Regions from separate parts of the Homo sapiens genome. Here regions 1 and 2 are each linked to region 3. A link is a contact called in ENCODE Hi-C or POLR2A ChIA-PET data. All regions are on one chromosome and are shown on one strand. Each heading gives the region's core, a stretch centred on a gene start or an enhancer-like site at or near the end of the contact. The rest is flanking DNA. Distances are from core to core; before and after follow the strand shown.

Region 1 (3,179 bases), core at 104-2,603, 360 kb after region 3:
GGCGGGGTGCGCGAGAGAGGAGGGCGGGGTGCGCGAGTGAGGAGGGCGGGGGAGTGCGCGAGTGAGGAGGGCGGGGTGCGCGAGTGAGGAGGGCGGGGGAGTGCGCGAGTGAGGAGGGCGGGGGAGTGCGCGAGTGAGGAGGGCGGGGTGCGCGAGTGAGGAGGGCGGGGGAGTGCGCGAGTGAGGAGGGCGGGGGAGTGCGCGAGTGAGGAGGGCGGGGTGCGCGAGTGAGGAGGGCGGGGGAGTGCGCGAGTGAGGAGGGCGGGGGAGTGCGCGAGTGAGGAGGGCGGGGTGCGCGAGAGAGGAGGGCGGGGTGCGCGAGTGAGGAGGGCGGGGGAGTGCGCGAGTGAGGAGGGCGGGGTGCGCGAGAGAGGAGGGCGGGGTGCGCGAGTGAGGAGGGCGGGGGAGTGCGCGAGTGAGGAGGGCGGGGTGCGCGAGTGAGGAGGGCGGGGGAGTGCGCGAGTGAGGAGGGCGGGGTGCGCGAGTGAGGAGGGCGGGGTGCGCGAGTGAGGAGGGCGGGGGAGTGCGCGAGTGAGGAGGGCGGGGGAGTGCGCGAGTGAGGAGGGCGGGGGAGTGCGCGAGTGAGGAGGGCGGGGGAGTGCGCGAGTGAGGAGGGAGGGGTGCGCGAGTGAGGAGGGCGGGGGAGTGCGCGAGTGAGGAGGGCGGGGTGCGCGAGTGAGGAGGGCGGGGTGCGCGAGAGAGGAGGGCGGGGTGCGCGAGTGAGGAGGGCGGGGGAGTGCGCGAGTGAGGAGGGCGGGGTGCGCGAGAGAGGAGGGCGGGGTGCGCGAGTGAGGAGGGCGGGGGAGTGCGCGAGTGAGGAGGGCGGGGTGCGCGAGTGAGGAGGGCGGGGGAGTGCGCGAGTGAGGAGGGCGGGGGAGTGCGCGAGTGAGGAGGGCGGGGGAGTGCGCGAGTGAGGAGGGCGGGGGAGTGCGCGAGTGAGGAGGGAGGGGTGCGCGAGTGAGGAGGGCGGGGGAGTGCGCGAGTGAGGAGGGCGGGGGAGTGCGCGAGTGAGGAGGGCGGGGGAGTGCGCGAGTGAGGAGGGCGGGGGAGTGCGCGAGTGAGGAGGGCGGGGTGCGCGAGTGAGGAGGGCGGGGTGCGCGAGTGAGGAGGGCGGGGTGCGCGAGTGAGGAGGGCGGGGTGCGCGAGTGAGGAGGGCGGGGGAGTGCGCGAGTGAGGAGGGCGGGGGAGTGCGCGAGTGAGGAGGGCGGGGGAGTGCGCGAGTGAGGAGGGCGGGGTGCGCGAGTGAGGAGGGCGGGGTGCGCGAGTGAGGAGGGCGGGGTGCGCGAGTGAGGAGGGCGGGGTGCGCGAGCGAGGGCGTCCGGCCGGCAGGTGGCACTGTGGCGTCGCCGTGGGCCGAGCCTGGCGAAGCGCTGCTCGCCCGAGATCGCGCAGCTTGGTGAGTGGCAGCGCCTGGCTTTATACTCGCGTCTCGGACACCGATGGTCATCTTCCCACGTCCGTGACTCAGTGGCCTTCCAATGCAGGCTGCGGCCTCTCAGCCCAGAAGGCCCTGGGTTCTGGTACAGGCCTTCCTTGTGGCAGACGGAAGGAAGGCTGACAAAGGGAGTTCACCGGGTTTGCCTGACTTGCCACGCTCTTCTCTCTCCGTGCCAACTTTAACCTGGGAAGCCACACATACCTCTAGGGCCTCTGATATCTTCAGTGTCCCCAAGGCCCATGCTGCTCAGAGCCTCACGTGGCCGCAAACCCAGGTGCCAGTACTTGAGAGTTGCACCTTGAGCGGGAACTGCAGAGGGTTTTAATGGCACCAGCTCCAAACATTTCGCCCACAGCGTCTGCAGTCCTCCACTGCGGAAGGCAGAATAAACGCCCCAAGGGTGTCCACATCCTACTCCCCAGAGCCTGTGAATTTGTCCCCTTACATGGCAAAAGGGAATTACAGTTGCGGATGGAATTAAGGTAGATTAATTGCACACACAGACAGAAACACGCATTTTTGTGTGTTTTGTTCACTGTCGTATCCCTAGCACTTAGGAAAGTTGCCTTACACACAGTAAGTGCTCAGTTAATCTTTATTGACTCAAGGAACTCACAGTTTAGTAATCCGATTTATTCCTCAAAATTCCCTAAAACTAGGGGATTATATTCTCCATCTGACAGAAGAAAAGGCTGAGGATGGGGAGCTTAATGGGTAAGGAGATTAGCCTGGGTCACCCAGGTGGGCCCAATGCAATCACCTGTCCTTATAAGGAAGAGAGGCGAGAGAAAGAAAGAGAGAGAACAGAGAACAGAGAAGGCCGACAGCACCAGGAGGTCTCAGCCCGGTTTTTCTGGCTTTGGGGATGGAGGACGGGCCACGGAACAGGGCGGCCTCTGCCTAGCAGCTGGAAAAGGTAAGGGACTAGGTTCTCCCAACGAACCTCCGGAAAGAAACGCAGCCCTGCCAGCAGCTTCATTTCAGCTCAGTGAGACCTCTTTTTACTCTTTCGACCTCCAGGACTGTAAGATCATAAACGTGTGTTGTTGGAAGCCAGCAAGTTTGTGGTAATTTGTCACAGCAGTCGTGGGCCCACTAAGACACCTGTCGTGGGCCTCGTGTCCAGAGGCCTCAGCTGAAATGCACTGGGGGCCTGGTGGTGTGTGTTAGGTCCACTTGGCTTGCTGTGTTGTTCAAGTCCTCTCATTTCCTTTCTTATCTTCTGTCTGGTTGTTCTTTCCATTATTGAAAGTGGGGGACTGAGGTCTCCGACGATTATTGTAGAACTACTTTTCCCTCCAATTCGCTCCCTTTCTGCTTTGCATATTCTGTTAAGTGCTAAATGTTTATAACTACTTATTCTTGCTGTATTGAATCTCTTCTCAATATATAATGTTCTTTGTCTCTTGTAACCTTGGACAAGATACAGACTACTTAGACTATTGAAAATCCTGACAGTGTATTTGAAACATGCACGTGGACATGGTTTTATTTTTCTCAGTTACTGCTTTCAACTGTGTGCTGATTGAAACTCCTTTCCCCTGGATAGAAGACCTATTAAAATAACCCAACTTTATTCACTAACTTGTCAACTACTTTTGGTCAGTCAGAATTTTGTCTTTGGCCAGAGTTAATCAGCTAACCCGTTGTCCCCAGATCATCAGTGCAGCTTCACCTGGGTACTTCTTATAAATGCAAATTCTCAGGCCCTGCCCCAGAAACTCTGGAGGTGGCCCTGCAG
Region 2 (3,271 bases), core at 303-2,802, 260 kb before region 3:
GAGTTCATCTCTCAGGATTTTTTATAAATGTGAATGAATTTTCTGTCTTGCTAAATGGTAGTAAATATTGTGAACAGCTTTTTAATATAGTCATGGTTGACAAGTCTTTCAGGGCTTTTACAGCGCTGAAACTTGGTTTAATTTTTCTGTAATTTCTAAACTCTGATATTTAAATACATAAATTATCTGTGTAAAGATGTAGATTTTCTAGCACATATTCATTTAATTTTTTATTTTACAGAACTAAAGTAAAATGAATGCTACTTTGAAATTAATTAAGAAAATGTTTATGATGTTTGAATTTAACAAAATGTTTATAAGAAAAAAGTATTTCTGATATCGCTAAAACTAAAATTCTAACACTTTCAGGATTCAAGCTTTAGCTTTCCATAAAATATCAGGGCTTGTTTATTTAAAGAATGTTAATTAATAGCTACTATCTTTTTTTAAAAGCTCTATGATGTGCAAATTTGGGGTCAGTAAAATTTGGAAAGAGGAATATTATGTATTTTTCCTTCTATATTTTTCTATCATTTATAAATTAATTTGAAAATAAAAACAGTGGCTTTGTTTTCTTGAAATCCTTCTTTGTGTTTCTCCACTCAAATCTCCTTGAATGTTCAAACTGAGCTCTACATAAAGTATGTTAGTATATATTTGTAAGAATTGTGATGCATAACTTCGCATTTCTCCTTCATCACTTAGAAAAAGAGGGCAGTATTTTAGTACCAGTCATTGAGAAATTAAGCCTTGAGTGGTAGTAGTTCATTTATTTTTAACAACATGATTAAGGCTATTCAGAAGAATACTTTTGTTAAACATTTGGATTTTTCCCTTTTGTCTTCATTTAATTATTTCTTAGTATTGCACAATATTAGGCTACATTGCCTTGGTATCTCTAATTAAAAATTAAATATCTTATAATGATATAGCTTTTAGGGAGACTTGCAGGCTAATGATGCCGAGGCATTTCTCTTTGCTGTTGTCCCAGACATTGCCCACTCGGTTTCCTAATTTAGTAACAGAAATAAAACTGTGCACGACTGGGCAGGTTTGGTATGCCGGCACCCTGCCAGGAAGCATGGGTTTCTTAAGCAAATGGACCGATGGGGATTTGAGGAAAACACAGATTATGTTACATGAGCTTTGCACTTTGCAAATCCCTAACTATTTAAAGGAACTCGGCTAACCCGCTGATACCTAAATAAAGTCAGTTTTGTTTAAACATACATACACACAAAATGATATATTGTTTCCTTTTCCAAAATTAAAAATTACCCTTCATATTTGTGTTTTTAATTTCACATTTTTTGTCAACGTTTAAAAGCTCTCTCTTGGTTAAGTAATGTATGAAAATTATTGTTAATTTTGTTAAATTCTTTTATGTATTTGTAATACCCTTCCATATAGCATAATAAAAGGAGTTGATAATGTACATATGCATTGTGCTTCTGTGTGAGGAAATGAAAGAAAGTTCTGGCAGGTTTTAAAAGAAGCCTAGTTTTATACCTTGGCTCTGGCACCAGCTTGGCTGAGTGACCTTGGTGCCTATTGTCTGTCCTGCACTGTGAGTGTCATGAGTGTTCTGTGTCACGCTAACACTTCAGGTTGGTCTGCAGCAGTTTCTTTGCTGAGTGTTTGAGCACGGGCTGCTTTCCTATCCACTGACATGTTTCCTTCTTGCTGGTGCGTCTTGTCTGGCACATCTTTGGTCCTTTTCGGGTCCATTGCCTCTGAGTTTGGAGAAGAGCCTTCAGCCCTGAGGATTAGCCTGCTGCTTTTCTCCTTCAAGCCATTACGTGTTTCTTCAGCGTCTGCCATTCATTGTCAGAATGGGGCCAGCTGTTCACTCTGGTGATCTTTGTTTAATTGCCATTAGACTGTATGTAAACACTGGGGGCAGGTAATTCTGAAGCATGTTTTCATTGAGAGAGAGAGTTTATCTCATCTTTTACTAGACTTTTGGCAGATAGAAATGAAGAATTCTAATACTTGGGACACTGTGGGTTGGGTAGGGAGAACGATACAGGGTGCAGGGTCCACATCATGCTTAAGGCAGCACTGGCTACAGTGCAGAACAAAGTGGATTTAATATAAACTGAAGTTGTCAAATCCCACGGACTTGAGGACCAGTAAGATTTCCCATCCCATAAATGCCATCCAAAAGTGTGAAAGAAAGAATACTAAACATCAAAAATTCTTAACTGAAGTGGTCAGAACATTACTAATCTTTGAAAATAGTTTTTAGAAAGATCTATTCCTCTCCTTTTGAATATCTGAATAAGGCAGATAGATGCCCAGTCCTAGCATCAGAGACCAAAGATTCTAATCCCGTTCATTCATTTTTTAAAATGTAAAAGTTGTTACATATAGAAAAGTTCTCAGACCAAAAGTATGTACTCAATAAATTTACCTTCTTCCTCATCTCATTTTTCTGCCTTCCCAGTTTATTTCTATCCTCTTAGAGTCCACACTCCATGAAGACTGGCTCATTGTTCCTCTGCCATTAGCCTTGCCTTTGTTTTCCTGACTTCCAACACTCATCTCAGTTTTAAAGCGAAACTAAAGATCCTGCAATTGAAAATCTTGTTAAGGTGCAATATGTTATACTTGTTAACAGTAAAGACTTAATTTTGTGTGACCTTGGTCACTGTGGATTCCATTCTGGATGTGAGGGGAAGTCACTGGTGGATTTTGAGCAGACGAGTCCTATGATCTCATTTAGGTTTAAAAGAATGACTCAGATAACTGTAAAGAGGGGCCAGTGATGAAAACTTAAACGAGGCGCCGACAACAAAAACTGAGACGAGTTAGGAATCTGCCAAAATAACCCCAGCAAGAAATGATGATGGCTTGCACTAGAGTGTTAGCAGAACTGTTGGTGAGAAGCAGTTGGATTTTAGTTTATTTAGTGCTTTATAATTTTCACAGTGTCTCACTCACTTTCTTTTACCAACAGGGCAGGTTTTATCCCTGGTTATAAATAAGAATTCTCGAGGCTCTGAGAGATTATGAATCTTACACAACGTGACTTAGTAAGGTAGAATCGAGACAATGCTAGGTCTTCTGATTCTCAGTAGTGTTTTTTCCAAGTCGTTAACATAAATACTTAATCTTTAAAAAAAAAGTCTGTTTCAAATATTTTATATGATTGAAGAAAGTAAAATCATGTACTAGTGACAGATCATGGTGGCTCACACCTATAATCCCAGCACTTTGGGAGGCCGAGGTAGGAGGATCGCTTAAGCTAGGAGTTCAAGACCAGTCTGGG
Region 3 (3,125 bases), core at 35-2,534:
ATCTCCTAAAGACCTCGATAAACATAATCAGTAGCCCCAGAAAACACAACAGCTGTCCCAAGCCTATCCCCTTTGCACCTATCTCAGAAAAGGCAACATGCAGAGTGGTCAGGAGTTCAAGTCCTCAGGGCCCTACTCTGAAGCTGTGACCCTGACAGGTCACTTTAGCGCTCAGCTTCCCTTTCCTCATCTGTAAAATGGGAATAGAAACTGAATCTGCTTCATGGGGCCTTGTAAGTATTACATAAGCTGTCATATGCAAAATGTCCATCACATAGTTCACCGCCCCAGGCATCCTAGAAACTATTAAGTCACGATAAGGAGGTTGCTACTGTCCTGGGACCTGGGGAGCTCGGCTGTCCAGTCCGAAAGGGCCTTCTCGCCCTCGAGACCCCTTCAAGTCCCTTTCTCTCCGGGCCCGGGTCCCAGAGTCCCCTTGTGCTTGCTCCTGAGGGTGACCTGCCCGTGCCCCGGGGCGAGCACAGGTGCGGCCCTGGCCACAATGCGGGCGTGGCGAGCCGACACCCGGGGAGGCCAAGGGCGCCTCGAGGGAGGGAGGGAGGAGGCTGACCCGGGCGTCCCGAAGGACCCGCCCGGCCCCGGACTCCGGGCGGCAGCCGGCCTCGCGCCCCGCCCCCGCCCCGGGAGCCCCGCCCAGTCCCGTCGCGCCGCGCCGCCCCACCGCCCGGGTTGGCTGCCCTGGAGGCCACGCGCGGCGATTTGCCACGCGCCGCGTCACCGGGCCGCTCCCGGCCTGGGCTCCCGGGGGCTGGTCAGGGAGGTGGCGGCGGCTGAGCGGCGGAGCGGGGGCGGCAGGGCGCGACGCCGCCGGGCCGCCCCGCCCTGGGAGGCGCCCGGGCCCTCATCAAGTGACCAGTATCCCTTCCAGGGGAACACGGTCCTTCAGAGGAAAGCGAGCTCCAACCCGCGGCCCCGGCGCCAAGCCGCCGTCATCTTCTTCCTGTGCCAGGTGATCGTCTCCTCACCCACCCGGAAAAACATAGTCCGCCCCCACGTCCTTGTGGAATAGCGCCCGCTTCCAAGCACCGTGACTCTCTTTGCCCTACCCTTGTCTTTCCCATTCCAATTACTCTAGAACCCACCGAGAGGATAATTCAGTCCTGAAAAGAAACTGATGGGGAGAAGCGAGGAAGGGAACCCAGGAGGGAGGGGAGGCAGGGCTGCGGAGGGACACCGAGGCGGCGGAGGTAGTGCGCACGCGCAGCACAGAACGAGTTCCGGTCTGGCCGAGGCTTGTCTCCTAAAAATAGCCCCGGTGTGGGGATCCGTGCGCGGATGTCCCGGCGAGTCCCGGGCTGAAAGAGGCGGCTCCGGGCGGCGCGAAGCGCTGGTGGCGGGCCCGGGCTGCGGCGTGTGCGCGCCCGCCAGCTGCTCCGGAGATACGGTGAGGGCCGCGGGCAGCGGGGCTCAGTCCGCGACGCCGGTAGTGCTGGAGGGGGGCGGCGTCTCGCTTAGGGGACCGAGTAGGGGTTGGGGTGGAGGTGCTGGGGCGGGGGACGGCGCGGCCGAGAGGGTCGCCCGGGGGGCTCCGGGGACCCCTGGACGAGGCCGTGTCCGGCTTGGAGGGGGCCAGGGTCGCGTTCGCGCATTGGCGGGGCGGGTAGGGTGCTGGGAGGCGGGTAGGGTGCTGGGAGGCGGCGAGGGGTGGTCGGGTCGGGGTCGGCGCTGAGGAGCTAGGCGCCCGGGGAGGTGGGGGCGGGGTGCCCTGAGGGCGGGCCGGTGGGGCTGGATGGGGCTCGGCTGGGCGGGCCGAGGGGAGCTCAGTCGCGCGGGCTGGTGGCGAGCAGCCTCCCCGGGCGCGCACCCCTTGGGGCCGGGGGGCGGTGGTGGACGTCGCCTCCTTGAAAGTTGAAGGAGTTCTCGGGAGACCCCGGAGAAGGTGCGCTCTGAGGGCCCTTTCCTTCCCCTTTTCCCTCCAAGCCCGGGGGTCTCCCCGAAGGGATTAGCCCCAAGTGCGGGGGGCCTTCTGCCCTGTTGGACTTGAAGAAGTTCCCCCACTTCTGCTTTGGGAGAAGATTGGTCTAACGGGGTGGAACGCTTAGGTACGAATTCTGTGAGTGTGTAGATGTCAGTGGCGGGGTCGGTGTTTGGGGCGGACACCTGCGGTTGCGGACGCCCGATCGTGCGGGGAGACGTCGCGGGGACAGAGGGGCTGCACAGGGAACCGCTGGCTGAACCCCTGCCATCCGGCTAGATCCCAGCTCGCAGAAAATATTTTTTGTGTTAGAAACTTTGCTTTTTGGCTCGATTTCATGCCTTTGAGCTGTGAGGGTTAAAGTAAGTGAGATAGTGCAAACAAGTTTGGAAAAGGTGAGCAATCCTGAATAAGAAAACAGTTTTTCTTTAAAAGTGTAACTATAGAATTGTTGCTCACATCCGAAATAGATTCCGGAGCTGTGAAGCGAGCCTCCTGTTATGGTCCAGCAGGGAACCGTGTGTAGCTTGAATATAACATAGTGTTAACCTGCGTTTTAGTTTACAGTGAGATTGGGATTCCAATAAATGCCCTATTAGAAAGGCCTGCTGTGATGTGTTAACAATAGCATATGTATTTTTAAACAAACATTGTCTTAACATTTTTTCGGGTTTTTAGCACAGTATGTTTCCCATGTGTCTTGTATCATCTATTACTATATGAAGAGGAGGTTCTCTAAAGCTGTAATTAGGTGTACATTACCCAAGAGTACTTTCCCTTTAAGAATCCAGCTGTGTTGTTTTGGCAACTGCTAAGTACTCTAGTTGTCAGTTTTAGAATCTGTGTTACCTTGGCAGTTCTTGAACAGTCTGTGGAAAAGGTAAACAAAATAGTTCTTTTTTAAACATACAAAAATGACATTTCTTTTAATATGAATTTAGGAAGTGAGGATAAAAATGACTGCATTGTGCCTTTATGGCTTTTGTATGTACTGTGTGTGTGTGTGTGTGTGTGTGTGTGTGTGTGTGTATTTTTGGAGAGCTCAGTCTCCATTTCTTTTTCTGTAAATTACAACTTTTGTTTTAGGGAATCAAGAGTTTTCACTAAAGCAGATGCTGATTTAGATTAGTTTATATTAAATGTCATAAACACACACCTGTATATCATAAAACATTAAGATCAGTATTTG

The links. Hi-C counts contacts between places; a loop is a spot of excess contacts on that map. ChIA-PET counts read pairs that join two places held with the same protein, here RNA polymerase II (POLR2A). Pooled maps may share reads with other maps.
Region 1: a loop to region 3 is called in a map of CD8-positive, alpha-beta T cell, with 13 times the contacts of the local background. The contact joins the enhancer-like site here to the promoter of MEF2A in region 3. A Hi-C loop is called at or near these places in 4 of 168 maps with a recorded cell type or tissue (CD4-positive, alpha-beta T cell, CD4-positive, alpha-beta memory T cell, CD8-positive, alpha-beta T cell and 1 more), 1 of 37 single-sample maps with no recorded cell type and 10 of 50 pooled maps.
Region 2: a map of heart left ventricle shows a loop between it and region 3 (2.5-fold over the local background). The contact joins the enhancer-like site here to the promoter of MEF2A in region 3. A Hi-C loop is called at or near these places in 11 of 168 maps with a recorded cell type or tissue (Right ventricle myocardium inferior, aorta, ascending aorta and 5 more) and 12 of 50 pooled maps. POLR2A ChIA-PET finds 5 or more read pairs at or near these places in 5 of 52 experiments (AG04450, B cell, BJ and 2 more).

Annotation. Positions count from the first base shown.
Region 1 is chr15:99,927,163-99,930,341 of GRCh38, forward strand. No RefSeq gene overlaps it. Among named protein-coding and RNA genes, the nearest start is that of LYSMD4, 200 kb to the left of the region's middle. RefSeq lists an enhancer at 1,202-1,496 and a silencer at 1,218-1,277. Within about 2 kb of position 1,354, at least 29 of the 41 ENCODE cell types and tissues checked have a DNase peak (open chromatin) inside an H3K27ac peak, as active enhancers do.
Region 2 is chr15:99,305,207-99,308,477 of GRCh38, forward strand. The region is part of intron 5 of LRRC28 (leucine rich repeat containing 28); the gene reads left to right. Among named protein-coding and RNA genes, the nearest start is that of LRRC28, 55 kb to the left of the region's middle. Within about 2 kb of position 1,553, at least 10 of the 41 ENCODE cell types and tissues checked have a DNase peak (open chromatin) inside an H3K27ac peak, as active enhancers do; they include ascending aorta, heart left ventricle, heart right ventricle and 2 more, where a contact is called at or near this core.
Region 3 is chr15:99,564,700-99,567,824 of GRCh38, forward strand. It overlaps MEF2A (myocyte enhancer factor 2A), which reads left to right and starts at 1,285. Exons shown (of 12, transcript NM_001319206.4): 1 at 1,285-1,405. RefSeq lists silencers at 456-895, 1,736-1,785 and enhancers at 607-1,582, 1,583-2,556.